Linked DNA regions of Homo sapiens: region 2 is linked to region 1. Evidence: read pairs that join two places in POLR2A ChIA-PET (ENCODE). Cell type or tissue: GM12878. All regions are shown on one strand.

Region 1 (8,000 bases):
TAAAGCTGAAAAGTGAAACTAATCAGTCCCCAAACTAAGGTTTCCATAGCCCTGGCTTTTTCTCAAGGCTATGAATAGCTTCCTTCAAACCCAAGATGTCTTCTGACCTTATGCAGGTGTCTGGGGAGGGTGAGCTCATCCCACAACGTGAGGGACTACTACCTGTTTGCAGTTGCTGCAAAGTGAGGCATGTCACAAGACGCAAAAACAGCTGGACACAATTGGGCAAACTTCTTCAGCTAGGACTATCTCAAGTTCAGGACCCAATGAAGTGGTTCAGTTTCAGACTCATGATAGAAATAGATGTCAATCTTTCATTATTAATCCAACTTCAAGCATGTATCAAATGATAAGGTCCATATACAGAAAACAGTCATCTCATCTTTGATCAAGTTCAAGGAAGAGAACTTGTGTTCATTCTATTAAATTCTTACAAGGGTCCAAGACTGAATCACAAGGTGGACTCAACTCATATCCTCTAAGATCCCATGTTAGCCAATCAAAGCAGGCTGTTAATAAATCCTGAAAGCAACTTCCTTCCCTAATAGCCACAACAACAGTAATAGACCAAAACATCCGAAAGGTTGCTGGAGACAAAGCTCGATGATGGAAACAAAGGGGAAGGAGGCCCCTTCAGTCACTTATGGTAACTCATAAAACTTTAAAAATTAGTTGGACCGAAGTGTTTACAAGTAACTAGAATCATCCCACAGATTTAGCCTCTGATCCTTGTTTTAAGGGGGGAAAAAAGTGTTTTTTTCATTGATTTTGGGTGGGAAAAAAATGTAGCTTTTGAGCTCAGTACAATGAACTATTTATCTGGCCTGACAAGGCCAATCAATCTACCCCCGCTGTTTATTATAAGGGGTAGCAGAATACTGGTAGTCTTGACTGGTGGGGGAGGGCCAGAGGCAGCCCTGGGCCTGGTACACAATGCTTCCCTTCAGCTGGAAATTTATGTTACGCCCAGGTGACCCAGGAGGTCAGGGTGAAGCCTCGGACAGAATGAAGATGATTTGTTATAGACTTCATATTTACAGAATGCCTCCATGTACTCAGGTCCCACAACCACCGGCAGATTCCACATATAAAATGCCTCAGAATGAAAGGTTGGCCATAACCAGGCTGCAGGTCCAAGGCAGAAAGCTTTCAAAATGGAATGTAAGGCAGTAAGCCATCCCTCTGCATTCCAATTTTTGGTGAATGAAAAATTCCATAGGGGAACTCAGAGGCCAGATTTTCAGTGGTGAAGAGATAATCATCTGAAAAATTCTATTCCTTCGTTGATTTAAAGTTCTCAGGTAATTTTACTAAACTCATCCAAATAGTTACCTCAATTCCTTACCTTAATTAATTCCTTATCTTGTTAAATTAATTAATTACTTTAAATCTCTTACTGACTTGACAAAAACCATGGCTGGCCAAAGAGGCCTTGCCGCTGGTCAACATGCGTGCAATTGCCGTGCCCGCGGACCCAAGAGGCAGGTGGAGGAATGGGAGGGCTCCTTCTCATTGGTTTGAAAGTGCAGAAAGAACACACACTGAACTCTACCTCACCAAATCCAATGAATGCAGGTCTCAGGAGTTTGAGAGCTTACTTGCAAGAATGCAGGAGGCACTTTTGGGCAAGACTGTAGTTTTACAGCAAAGGGCACTTAATTCTTAAAATGGGAAATCCCCTGCTTTGGTAGGATGAATTTAACAAAACGAGAAAAGAAAGAAAATCCTATAGCTGCTAACCAACATGGGCCTCCAGCCAATATTTGATCTGAATAATTCAAAAAGGGAAATGTAACCCAGGGCAGCTGGAGGCAGTAGAGGAAGAGACAGAAAGGAAGAGAGGCACAAAGCTATGATCAATGGGCAGTTTACTGGACAAATTCTTATCCTGTCTAAATTTTATGAAAGATTAGCTGTTCTTCCTCCCCATGGTTATATAAACTTGCCTTCTTTTTTTCTGGTTAATGGAACCCTTTGCTAATCTAGTTCCTGTGCCTGCTTTCAAACAGCTCTCTATTTCTCTTTAAGGAAGTAATAAGCCCACTAAAAGCTGGCAGCCAAGCGCTAACCTACAGGCATGCTCAGCATGTGCCCTGGCTGGTCCAAGGTCAGGAAAAACGGAGGGACCCTAGTGTGCTCACAGTATAAAATTGAGTGGGGTCGTCTCTGCAGTCTTCTATTCTCTCTCACATTATTTCAAACAATTATCACCAAGAGGGGATGGGAGAAAAAACAAAACTCCAACAAGCTGATACCTGAAAATCTGCCTTGAGGTCTCAAAAGAGAGAAAACAAGATTGTTAAAGGTCTTCTGGTCAGACAGATGTGTTAGCTATATCTTTGCACATTCTGCCTCACAAACTCAGAGAGGCAGGGTCTGCGCTAGGGAGCCTAGCAGTTGGAGAGAGAAATAACTTGATAAGGTTTGCCTTAAATTAAAGGGAGAGTGCGGTCAGACACACGGCTCAGGCCTGCACCACAGCATTCTCTAAATTCACCTTTCATCCATAAAAATAGATATGAAAGTGAAATCTACAGCTCCAGAAAAATCATCATTTACAAATGTAGTCTACTTTCCCACTGTCAAAAAATATTTTTATTAGTTCCCTTTATTACAGTTACTATACATATAGTCACTTGCCAAGTATGTATGTGTGTATCCAAAATATATACCAAAAACCAAAAGGACAAACTCTATTCAATTTTTCAGCAATATAAAGTTTGACACAGTTCACCAGAAGTTTCCAGCTTTTGTTTGTGTGCAGGGAGGGAACCTCTTTTTCCTTTTCCATACCTCTCTTATTGGTTCTTAAAATCGTTTCAGAAGACAGCAAAGAGTTTCCACTGGGCACTTCGTGCAGGGGCTTTTCTGGAGCTTTGTTGGTGAGAGGGTCTTTCTTCATCTCTTTCTTTATTTCCTGTGAGGACAGATAAAAGGAAAACAAGATTATAGTTTGAAACTTTAGAATGCCTCTTGGACTATCTTAAGCTCCATCTTTCTGGAAATGAACTATAGCAATGCCAACTTAGCATAACATCATGTTTTAAAAACACCATTTTCTGTATCTTTGTAGTTTTCTTACATTTATTAGAAAAGCACCTGGTCCTATAAAGTGGAATAAGCCCCAGTATGGTGAGGCGACCTTATGTAACTATGGCCATTCCATGTGACTATAAAGAGAATGAGTGAAACATAAAAGCCACCATACAGCTCTAAGTGACAGCCTGTTCTTGTTAAACAATGACAAGCTTTGGCCAAGCAGACTCACCCCCTTAAAAAGCCTTCTGATTTATCTTCTTCTCAACAGAGATTTAAAGAAGCATATTCCCAAATTACCATTGTGCTCACAAGGATACTAAACCCAAAAGAAGATGATTCTAATGCATTTACAGTCATCAAGTTCCTCTGGCTTTTCAACTCTTGACAAAGAAAAAAAATAAGGATGGCTTATCACTCTAGATCAGGGGTCAGCAAATGAAAGCTCACCACTCACTTTTGTAAAGAAAGTCTCATTAGAACACAACTATACTCATGCATTTAAGTATTTTGTACAGCTGCTTTCATGCTACACCAGCGGAACTGAGTAGCTGCAACAGAGATCAAAGTCTAAAATATCTGGCCCTTTACAGAAAAAGTTCGCTGACCCCTGCTCTAGGTAGACTCTTAATCAAAGCTCCATTAAGATCTAGATTTCTGAAATCTGATGGCTAATATAATTATTTCAAATTGCTTTAATAATTTACATAATTGTTTTAAAAAGCATTATTAGACCAAGATAATAGTGACTCACAAAGTATAAGTCTGTATACAGGAATTCCCCCCAAAGGAGTAAGGATTTTCTAGGCTTGTCTGAATCCATAATCACAGTAACTTGGGGAAAAGTGAAAGCTTAGGGGCTGACCCAAAGCATGGCTGAATGGCAGGAAGAGCTCAAAGATGAGGAATGCGCTCCTTAAAAAGAGCCCATGAGGTAAGAAATGGGGATGGGCTCCCCGCTGGAAGGAACAGAGATGCTAAATTGGGTAGAGGGCCATGACTAGGCCCGAGCAGAGGGCAGAGGCAGAAAGAAAGCAACAAAAGTTTGTCAAAACAATGCCACTCCCCGCAGCTTCCTGCACACTCAAGAGTGTGTTAGTTACCATATCCAATTCCCCAGTTGCTGCCTCTGTTCACAGCAGCCTCACCCTCTCTTCCTCCCTCACCAGGGCCCCACCGGAAACCAACAACTGGGGCTGGCGCTTTGCTAGGTTGAGTGTTTCAACTGGCGTCCCAGAGGCCTAACTAGGCGAAGCTCAGCCCTAGCCCAACACCGGTACCTCTGCACACCACACAAAGCTGTGTGTGCTTGAATATATGTACACGGACACCTACCTCAGCAGCCCCAGCACCTGCTAGAGCAGCAGTTGCTGGGGGTTCCTGTAGCCTCACAGGCAGATGGCATCAGGGGACAATCTGCAAACATTGCCCGCCTGAGCCACATGACAGGATGCTAACTTGGTGATGGCTGCCAGCCTGCTCTGGCTCTGAAAGTAAAGACAACAAGCCACCAAGTGGGCTCATTTCCTCACCGGTTGCTTCTTTGGGGGAAGAACAGTTGCTCAAACCTCATTTTCCATCGCAGTGTGGGTATGACTGTGCACGTGCAAATTCCCCACCTAGACACAACGTGATGCAGTAACACAACAGAGCACAACACCCAACTTTGCCAAGGAGTAACTCAGAGAAAGTCAGTGGGTTGAGGACGACATAGCAAGTGTCTACTTAGCAATAACTGCTAATGGCATGCAGCCGGGGAAGGGTGGGAGAAGCAGCGCCAGCATTGTGAGGCTGGGGTGGTCCCTGGAGAAAGCCTCAGAAGCCATGGTTCTCAAGAAGGCTCACCCCTACTCCCCAATGCTTCAGAGCAGCACGTGGGGAGCAGCTGGCTAGGAAGGACTGGGTCTGATCAAGAGCAGGTGCTGAAGGGCTGAGAAACTGGCACCAGGAGAGAGGCTGGCCCATAAATTCCAGACTCCATTGTTCCCCCAGTAATTGTTCACATTTGCCAAATAGAGAAGCTGAATGATGAGTGAATTGCTTAAGTTGCTTCTTTAGGTGGAAGCAGGGAGGAGACAAAACCTAAAATATGTCTTGCATTTTTTTCAGAGAAACCAATCGGACACATGGCCGTGGCAGTTAATTCTATAGGCTCCCCACCTGGATAACACCCAAGCTCAATGCAGCCCCACCCAAAGCCAATACCTTTTCTCCAACCTGCCCCTTCTCCCAGGAAAGGGCAGCCTGTCTTCTTTGGTACCCCATCATCCACCCAATTACCCAGAGTAGAAAATTCAGTATTATCCCCCTATCTAAGCAGTCGCCCAGTCTGGCTGCATCTACTTTCTCAATCTGTTTCTTTTTTGTCCTCCTGTAGTATCTTAAAAACATAAAGGGAAAAAAATATAAATGCCAAGCAAAGGACTTGAATAGACGTTTCTCCAAAGAAAACATACAAGTGGCTAATGAGCATGTGACACGATGTTCAACATCATTAGTCATTAGGGAAATGCAAATGAAAACCACAATGAAATACCCTTTCGTACCTACTAGGATGGCTAGAATTTTAAAAGAAAACAAGTGTTGATGAGGATGTGGAGAAACTGGAATCTTTGTATATTGCTAATGGGAATGTAAAATAGGGCAGCTCCTGTGGAAAACAGTATGGCAGCTCCTTAGAAAGTTAAATATAGAATTACCATCTGATCCAGCAATTCCACTTCTAGGTATATACTCAAAAGCATTGAAAGCAGGGACCCCAGCAGAATTGAAAGCTTTGCCCCCAAGGCAAACTTGTATGCCAGTGTTTACTGCAACTTTATACATAATAGCCAAAAGAAGGAAATAACCCAAGTGTCCATTAAGAGATGAATGGATAAACAAGATATGGTATATCCACAAAATGGAATATTATACAGCCTCGAAAAGGAATAAAGTTCTGATACATGCTACAACATGGATGAACCTGGAAAACATTATGCTAAGTGAAATAAAACACACAAAGGGATAAACATTGTATGAGTCCACCTATGTGAAATATCTAGAATAGGCAAATTCATAGAGATAGAAAGTAGATTAGAGGTTACCTGAAAGGTTGGGAGAGGCAGAATGGGAAGTTACTGTTTGATAGTTAAAGGGTTCTCTCAGGAGTAGTGAAAATGTTTTGGACATAGATAGTACGGATAGTTGCACAACATTCTAATGTAATTAATGCTACTGACTGTACACTTAAAATAACTAAAATGGTAAATTTTATGTTACATATATTACCACAATAAAATGAATAGAAGACTCCCACATGAATAGCAGCTAACATCTGAGTGCTTACCATGTGCCAAACCCCGCTCTAAGAGCTTCACCTGGACTGCAACTTTTAATCTACACTATGGCCCTACTCAGACACCCACACAAGACCCAGGGGGCTAAGCAAACTTGCTCAAGGTCAGACAAGTAGGAGCCAGGATTGGAACTCAACCTGTCTAGCTTCAGAGCTCATCTCTCTCATTTTTTTTTTCTTTTGAGACAGTCTCACTCTGTTGCCCAGGCTGGAGTACAATGGCGTGATCTCAGTTCACTGCAACCTCCACTTCCGGGTTCAGGCAATGGTCATGTCTCAGCCTCCCGAATAGCTGGGATTACAGGCACGTGCCACCTCACCCGGCTAATTTTTGTGTTTTTTAGTAGAGGCAGAGTTTCGCCATGTTGGCCAGACTGGTCTCAAGCTCCTGACCTCAAGTAATCCGCCCACCTTGGCCTCCCAAAATGCTGGGATTACAGGCGAGAGCTCATCTCTTAACCACTGTTTCCTGGAGTACTGCCTGGATTATAATCATGTCTTCCTGCCTACAATCTCTCCCCTCCCAGTTTAGCCTCTGCAAAATGGACACTCAAACGTCTGTTGTTCTTGTCAGTCCCTACAGAAATCTCCAGTTACTTCCAAAAGACCACAGGACAAGCTTTCATTCAAACACTTTTCAAATTGAACAGCAAACCACAAGTCTCTGTGTACTTGCTTCTGACTAAAAATATGTGACATGCATGCTGACCCCACAGAACCAATTACCATGCAAATATAAGTTGGGGGATGGTGCACTGCTTGGACAACACCTTATGTTCACAGAATCCTGACGTCATGGATTCCTATCCACAGGCTCTAAAAATAGGTGATGATGCTAGCAATGATACAACTGTACACTGGCAAAGGCTTATAAATTAAAGTGCTTTAGCAGCTATTTTTTCACTTGTTCCTAACAACAACACTGTCAGGAAAAAAAAAAACAACTGATTTTGCCAAACATATATTTTTATACATAAGAATAGTGAGACCCAGTCAGAGAAGATGCAAGATCAGATGAAGGCCACAAAGCTAGCAAGGGGCAGAGCTGGCCATGAAACCAAACTCTGAGCCTTCTAGGCAGAGCTCTCCTAGTACATCTCACCTCCTAAGAAGAACCAGTGGCATGACTATAGGAGGGAGACTCAAAACCACTCAGCCTGTGGCTCCAGTGGAAACCTTAGCTTCCCTCCACAGTTAAGTGATGTAACAGATCACCTTACCTATAAAGCCCAAGACTATTGAGGCCCAAATCTTTGAAGTCCCTTATTATCCATCCACATAGAAGAGCTCCTTCCTGCAGAGGAGGGTTGGCTTGGAACTAGAGCAACTCCTGCCTCTGTATATCTGCCAACAGCCAAGTACCTGGAGCTCTCCGAGGTTCTGATCCAGGTCATGGGACTCTGGATTTCCTGGGACTGGGGGTTCCTAGACCCCCGTCTTTAATTGCAACTTTCTGACCATCAGGCCCGTGTTTTTTTGCCATTTGTTAAGAACCTGGGTCCTATAATCTCAGTAGTAGAGGCCACACCCTGGACCAGAATTACAGGCCATGAGGGCTCATGGAAATGCATACATAACTGCCCACATATATAAATCAGCAATGATTTTGCTTGCTTAAAGACAATAT
Region 2 (8,000 bases), 130 kb after region 1:
CATGCAGTTGCTTTTAGAAGTATCAGTTGGGGCCGGGTGCGGTAGCTCACGCCTGTAATCCCAGTACTTTGGGAGGCCGAGGCGGGCGGATCACGAGGTCAGGAGATAGAGACCATCCTGGCTAACACGGTGAAACCTCATCTCTGCTAAAAAAAAAATACAAAAAATTAGCTGGACATGGTGGCGGGCGCCTGTAGTCCCAGCTACTCGGGAGGCTGAGGCAGGAGAATGGCGTGAACCCGGGAGGCGGAGCTTGCAGTGAGCCGAGATCGCACCACTGCACTCCAGCCTGGGCGACAGAGCAAGACTGTCTCAAAAAAAAGAAGTATCAGTTGATCTGTCTCCATCTCTCTTCTCTCTCTCTCTCTCTCTCTCACACACACACACACACACACACACACACACAGAGCACATATAAAAGGGATGATAAGCCATATGAACACAGAGTTTCTAGAACTAAAACTGAAAGCAAACACATGGAGGACAAGTACCCTGCCAATTCCCATGTGCCAATTCCCTTGGACTGAACTCTTCTTCCTTCTCATCATCAGGGGCCAGTCCAGTCATTTGGGCATCTATGGAGATAAAGAATGGATATAAAATGCCACACTGCCTACAGTGTGATTTCCTTACAGGATAGAAAGGGGACATATGTCCATCACATCCTCGTCTATATAATATCAAGATCATAGAAGCTACCTAAATGCTCAAATGACAGGGAAATAGTTACATAAATTAAGATGCATGAACTCAAATATTCAGCTACTAAAAACACTGGCTTCAAAGATGACTATGAAGTGGAAAAAACAAGGACATATATATATATATATGTATATATATATATATATATATACATATACATATATATACATGTATATATAAAATACATGTACATATAGCAACAAGTATATATTAATAGTAAAAACCCTGGCTGGGCATGGTAGCTCACACCTGTAATCTCAGCACTTTGGGAGGCCAAGGTGGGTGGATCACCCGAGGTCAGGAGTTTGAGACCAGCCTGGCTAACATGGTGAGACCCTGTCTCTACTAAAAATGCAAAAAATTAGCCGGGCGAGGTGGCAGGCACCTGTAATCCCAGCTACTCGAGAGGCTAAGGCAGGAGAATCGTTTGAACCCAGGAGGCAGAGGTTGCAGTGAGCCGAGATCATGCCACTGCACTCCAGCCTGGGGGATAGAGCAAGACTCTATCAAAAAAAATAAAAATAAAAATAAAGAAAACCTAAAAAGAAATACACCAAAATATTTGGGAATGATAGTAAGAGGAGTTCATAAGAAAAAAGAAATAGTGCCAGGCACAGTGGCTCACACCTGTAATCCCAGCACTTTGGGAGGCTGAGGTGGGTGGATCACTTGAGGCCAGGAGTTCGAGACCAGCCTGGATAACACAATGAAACCCTGTCCCTGCTAAAAATACAAAAATTAGCCAGGCATGGTGGTGTGCGCCTGTAATCCCAGCTACTCGGGAGGCTGAGGCGGGGGGATCCCTTGAACTGGGGAGGTAGAGGTTGCAGTGAGCCAAGATCATGCCATTGCACTCCAGCCGGGGCAACAGAGTGAGAGTCCATCTCAAAAAAAAAAAAAAAAAAAAATATATATATATATATATAAAACTCTAAAAGAAGTACACTAAAATAAAAATCACAGTTATTCTAGAGTAGGGACCCATGGCTGGCTGTGGGATGGAGAAGGCCAGTAACCCTGTCCCTGGCTCTTCCTGCCCTGTGGGATTGAAAATCTGAGGCACGCAGCAATACTGGGTTTGAAGGAAGAAATGGGAGAATGTGGGAAGGAGGAGGAAGTGCAAGAGAGAAGAGGGGTTGAGGGAGAGTGGGCACTGGGGCCAGAGTGGGGTTCCGGGGAGAGAACTGGGGTCGGGGGAGAAAGAAGTGGGCAGAGAGACAGAAAAGGGGGCTTGGGGGCAGATGAGAGGATGGGAGAGAGGAGAGGAAGAGTTGGGGGGGCAAAGTGGGGGGGTGTGGAGGTGTTGAGGGGTGAGAGAAGAGAGGCAGGAGGGGGAAGAAGAAAGGAAGAAGGGCTTAGTAAGAACAGGAGAGGAAGTGTGGAGAAGGGGGCAGTGGAGAAGGGATGTGGGCAATGAGAAGGGTAAGACACAGGGGCCAGGAGAGGAGGGGTGAGGAAGAGAGAAAATAAGAGGAACGGGCTGGGAAGAAAGGGGCAAAACACAGAGGGGCTGAGAGGAAGGGAGAGCAGAAGTGGGGAGGGTCAGGAGGCTGGGGGTGGACAGTGAGGATGCGGGGAGAGAGACTAAGAGGGAAAGAGAAGGTGTGGGGAGAAGGGGTGTGGAAAAGAGGGTGGAAGGGGAGAGGGGGTGCAGGGGAATGGGAGAGAGATGCGGGGACAAAGAGCGTAGGGGAGATGGATCTGGATGAGAGAAAGTGAGGGAGACAGGGTGAAGAGGAGTGAGGGATGAGAGAAAGGGTGAGGGGATGAAGAAAGAGCAGAGAGAGAAAAGGTAGGGGGAGAGAGAGGAGAAAAAGAGGGGGAGAAGGCAGGAGGGAGGAGATAGGCATTAGGGCGAGAGCCCCCTGCCCGCTTTCTGGAGCGCATCTCTACCTCAGGGGTTAACTCGTCAGGCGGTGGCTGTTTTTTACAATGTCTACATCTCTTCCTCCATTTAAAAACCCACAGGTTCCCTAAAAGCGCCAGACGATGTCACAACTGTACCCTTCCCCCATGGCATGCTATCACCAACCCATCCAAGGGCCCCCAGAGGCACAGACACACTTTTTAACGGCCGCCAACTCAATAGGTGACATGGAGCTTAGTCACACAGTTCAGGAGCTCAAAGGATTAAAATAGCCCCATTACTCTGAAGCACAACTGTTCTCGGCTCCGACAAGGGCCCTTCCTCAGGGAGCCTCATAGAAGGGACTCTGTGAGGATGGAATGAACATCCTGGATGGCTAGAGCACAGAAGAGGCCACACGGCCTCACATCAGTCACTCCTTTGTCAAGAGGAGGGCAGGGAAAATGAATGCCAACACTGGCAGGCGGTCTAGCATCCTCACTGAGAGTGCCTGGCCCGAGGGCAGCCCCGTAGCACCCACTCCTCCACAGGGCAGGGCTTCATTTGGGTCCTCCATGCGCCCTCCTTCAACATTTACACCAGGACTGGAACTGAGCACCTCCCGCCCACCATGGATGTGGGCATGGAGCAGCCACCTGTGTATATGGAGGGTGGAGGTGGGAGGAGACAGAAGCTCCGGTGGGCTCAGTCTCACTAACAAAAATGTGGAACTGGGACCAAATCAAGTCACACTTAACAGGCATTTGGAACTGTGGCATGTGCCCCATGAACAAGTCACACAGAAGAAAGGGGACAGGGAGGAAGCATGGCCAGAGGGCACACTGGGCAGCTGGCCCACACCTAGCTCCAGCTGCTGCTTCTTGGGGTCCGGCTCCTCCAGCAGGCACCCTTGGGTTGCATGAGAGGTCCCTGTGGCCCCAGAATAAGCATCCCTTTTGCTCAGGTTAGCGGGCCCTGCTTGGCTTCTATCATTTGAAGAAAGTCCTTACTATATATACAACATGAAAGTGGGAAGACTGTTCCTGAGTTCAAAACCCAGATGGGTTAAGGCCGGGCGTGGTGGCTCACGCCTGTAATCCTAGCGCTTTGGGAGGCTGAGGTAGACAGATCACCTGAGGTCGGGAGTTCCAGACCAGCCTGGCCAACATGGTGAAACCCCATCTCCACTAAAAATACAAAAAAATTAGCTGGGCATAGTGGCAGATGCCTGTAATCCCAGCTACTCGGGAGGCCGAGGCAGGAGAATCGCTTGAACCCGGGAGACACAGGTTGCAGTGAGCGGAGATCACACCACTGCACTCCAGGCTGGGCAACAGAGTGAGACTCTGTCAAGAAAACAAAAACAAACAAACAAAAAAAACACCTAGATGGGTTAAGATCCAGGACAAAGTTTCTGTCAATTAATAACCCAGATCAGCTGAGCCTCAGGACAATAGAGCAGTCTCCTGGAGAACTTTTCCGAAGTCCACCTATCCCTCCATCAAAACTAGATGGAAGGACTAGGCATAGCGTTCCAATGCACATCTCCGGGGGGGAGAAAATCCCCAGCTAGACAGAAGTTCACCCATCATCAATTAATCAGGACGTTAAAAAAGGAGGGGAAAATAACAGAAATGCCTCTGTGTTGGTATACATATGAAAGCTCCCTGGAAGAAAACTTGAGAAACAAAATAGCAGCAGCCTATGGGGAGGGTCACTGCATAGCTGAAGGACAGAGATGGGAGGGAGACTTTTTCCCGTAAACACTTTTTCACCTTTTGAATTTCGAATCCTGGGGATATATAACCTATTCCAAAAACTAACTTTAAAAATGTCTCAAGCAAGCAGCTGTAGTCATTATGCCCCAGAAAACAGATGAAGACAGTGTGAACTGCTTCCCCCTTTCCAATTTTTTCTTCAATTGGTGAAATCTTCCACCTCACTTTTCCCCCCACAATCCACCCTCCGCAAGCCAATTACTTTCATTTGTTTCCTGACAGCCAAAAGCAGCAATTAAGCTTTAAAAAAATCACCATCAATTAACAAACACTTACTCTGTCCATCCTGCTTCATGGATCACAGATGAGCTCATTGACCTACTGTATTTGAGTTGACACCTCTCTTTGCCATCTAATAGTTTGTTGAGAACAAAGGGGTAATTAGAAATCACTGGCTAAGTGGTTTAAAACTGTCCCATTTCGGTCAAGTTGTGAAGAGATGTTTTTGCTGGTTTTGTTTTGATGATCAAAACAGGAGAAAGGCAAAGTTCATTTACGAAGTCACTTCTGTCAAGTGAATTTGAGAAGCTATTATGTAAAATGCTCATCAAAAGACAGCACCCAGAACACCCTGGTGAAGAAAATTGAGGTCCATGAAGATGCTGGCTAAGAGGAGGGGGCAGCAGAGCAAGAATGGCCTTTCCCAGTCTTCATCCAAAATGAGGGCCAAGCGTCTCCGTCTAGCTCCAGGCACAAACCTAAGAACTAGCTGGAATAATTAGACAGGACACTAAGCTAATTAAAGACTTTTCACATGGGGAGGTAACATGTGATGGCTAAAACTGGTGCAGCCCCAGAGGACCAGACCTAGAACATGGCCCCAAGTCTTCTAAGTCTAGAACAGTCCAGAAAAATCTGGCAAAAACACAAGGGCTGGTGTTTGCATACTGGCTGGTAAGAAGCTCAAGTGTAAGGAGATGGTTGTTTAAACTGTCTATACATGCTGTACTTGGGTGCTCAAGGACTTAAATTTATTATGCCAAATGAGTCATTAATAAGCATTGAAATGTTTATAGTATTTTATCCAAGATAGAAATAACAGTATGAACTGAACTGCACTTCATCTTGCCACTCTGTCACCCACACCTGGAGATGGACCAGCCTCCAGCAGTGCCCCCACCACTTCCGTGGCCACAGAAAGGAAGTAAGCAGAGGCCTTTTCTGGTCTTTTCTTGCCAACTGGATAGTATTCCGTTAGGACAAGTATCACAGGATTTTTGTTATTAGTGTTTTTTCTTTGTAAGGCTAAATATAAGCACAGTTGACCACAGAGTTAAGACCCATGAGCTACCTTTTGCCTTAAGCATCCCCTAATGAAAACTACAGAACTGCCTGCAAGATATTTATCCATAAGATAATGATCAAGTTGAAAACCAAGTGCTCATGATCACAGGTTGCTGGTGGACCTTTGCCAGCTGAAGGAATTTAAGTGAAGAAACGTGGAATGATATCAACCATGTGTGTGAATTCGAGGGATCTGTTTGGCACTGCAGTGTTTTCTCCCATGATGTAGACCTTTTTTTTTTTTTTTTCCTTGAGACACGGTCTCACTCTGTTGCCCAGACTGGAGTGCAGTGGTGCGATGTCGGCTCACTGTAGCCTCCTGCTCCCAGGTTCAAGTGATTCTCCTGCCCCAGCCTCCTGAGTAGCTAGGACTACAGGTATGTGCCACCACGCCTGGCTAATTTGTGTGTGTGTGTGTGTGTGTGTGTGTGTGTGTGAGAGAGAGAGAGAGAGAGAGAGAGAGAAAATAAAGGGCCTCCCAAGGAAATATCAACCAAAAACACACACACACACAAAAAGCCACGCTTTCCCTTTTCCTATCTTCCTTTGGAATCTCAACTGGGATCCTTGGGCTTCCAAGTGTTCTCCAAATTGGCTGGCTGGTCCAGGAACCCCCAGGGGACATGGATTCTGACCTTCAAGTTAGAAACTTACTAGGGAGGGGTGATTTTAAAAAAAGAAAGTTTTGGAACTAGATAGTGGTGATGGTTGCAAAGCATTGTGAATATACCCAGTATAACTATACACTTAAAAGTGGTGAAAATTGCAAATTTTGTTACATGTTTTAGCATAAAATTAATAATGTACCAAAACCCATTGAATTGCACACCTTAAATGGATAAATTGTATGGTATGCAAATTATACATCAATAAATCTGTTTAAAAAAAACTTACACCCTGGTGTGATGGCTCATGCCTAATCCCAATGCTTTGGGAAGCCAAGGCAGGTGGATCACTTGAGCCCAGGAGTTCGAGACCAGCCTGGGCAACATGGCGAAGCCCCATCTCTACAAAAAAATACAAAAATTAGCTGGGCGTGGTGGCACGCACATGTAGTCCCACCTACTTGGGTGGCTGAGGTGGGAGGATCGCTTGAGCCTGGGAGGTCGAGGCTGCAGTGAGCCTTGATTGCGCCACTGCACTCCAGCCTGAGCAACAGAGTGAGACCCTGTCTCAAAAAATAAAAAATAAAAAACTTACTACGGAAAGAGACTGTAGCAAGAGCCTCACGAGGGGAAGCAGGAGCCTGACATTTTCTGAGCACCTACAGAAATTGGGCGGGGCTGGTTCTTCCATACTGGAAGGCAGTTGGGTTCTACCACTAGGGGACCATTGTCACTCTGCCTCTCTGAGGCTCAGTCTCATCATCTGATGTCATGGGCCATGACTGCCAAGGCTCCTTCCAGCACTTCAATGCCAGGGACCAATATGTGAGTAGCAGAGGACCCATCGCCTGTCCCCCCACATAAAAGCACATCCCAATAGAAAGACAAAACATTACAGGGGCCAAACACTACCAGAAGCAAGTTTAACAACTTCGTGCCCCAAAGCCCTTGCCTCTCCCCAGCTTAACTACCTAGGTATCAACGGAAGAGAGGCAAGAGTTGTGTTAAGACACTCTCCATTCAAAGAACAAAATGGTGAAAGTCCCAAAGAGTCCTGTTCTCTAGTGACTTGTAGGTTCGTGCATAAAACGAAGACTGTGGTTACATACAAAGCCTTATGTTCCAGAAGGACTGATAATGAAGTAAGGAAATGGTGCTCCAGCCATCTGTGTTAATAAGCCCCCGGGGTTCCCCCAGAGCAGGCTTCCTTAACCTCAGCATGACTGACATTTGGGGTCAGATAACTCTTTGTTGTGGTGGTGCGGGGGGCGGCTGGCCTGTGCATCGTAGGATGTTTAGCAGCACCCCTGACCTCCACCTAGTAGATGCCAGTAGAATGACTCTCCACTCCCCTGACCCCCGCCACCAGCTGTGACAACCAAAAGTGTCTCCAGATAGTGCTGTGTCCCCCTGGTGGGGAGAATTGCCCCCAGTTCAGAACCACTGCCAGAGAGAATTTTCTATCTTAAAATGTGCAGTTCTTTGTTAAAGCCATGTAATACATGTGGCATCACCCTTCTCACCCACTACAGTGTGGGCCACCAGGAACTGTCAGCAAACAGACCTTGTCAACATGCTCTGCCCAGGGGACTTTACAGAATTGCACACTCACTCCTGGTGGTCCATAGTCGTGGAGAATTGCAAGTTGTAACCGTATTTGGGTGAAAGGGTTACATGTTCATTCATTAACATATGGCACTTACTGTATGCCAGGCAATGTGCCAGGGCAATGGAGCTGAGCAGATCCAGTTGGAGATGGAGACTTAATACAAGAGGAAATGTTGT

Evidence for each region. ChIA-PET counts read pairs that join two places held together with the same protein. Peaks named below come from ENCODE experiments on the same cell type or tissue, not always from the same donor. Only the 100,000 strongest peaks of a DNase experiment are listed, where the experiment ranks them.
Region 2: POLR2A ChIA-PET joins it to region 1 with 10 read pairs; 13 of 35 experiments call an interaction of 5 or more read pairs at or near these places.

What each region holds. Positions count from the first base shown.
Region 1 is chrX:19,743,525-19,751,524 of GRCh38, forward strand. SH3KBP1 (SH3 domain containing kinase binding protein 1) reads right to left here. Exons shown (of 18, transcript NM_031892.3): 3 at 2,794-2,917. Among named protein-coding and RNA genes, the nearest start is that of SH3KBP1, 140 kb to the right of the region's middle. RefSeq lists an enhancer at 4,538-4,587. In GM12878, no CTCF peak of the experiment used is centred here; DNase peaks (open chromatin) are centred at 67, 4,265, 4,565 and 7,095; H3K4me3 peaks cover 525 bases; H3K27ac peaks cover 7,583 bases.
Region 2 is chrX:19,872,460-19,880,459 of GRCh38, forward strand. The region is part of intron 1 of SH3KBP1 (SH3 domain containing kinase binding protein 1); the gene reads right to left. Among named protein-coding and RNA genes, the nearest start is that of SH3KBP1, 11 kb to the right of the region's middle. RefSeq lists enhancers at 3,027-3,076, 7,292-7,341, 7,512-7,571. In GM12878, no CTCF peak of the experiment used is centred here; no DNase peak of the experiment used is centred here; H3K4me3 peaks cover 1,285 bases; H3K27ac peaks cover 3,953 bases.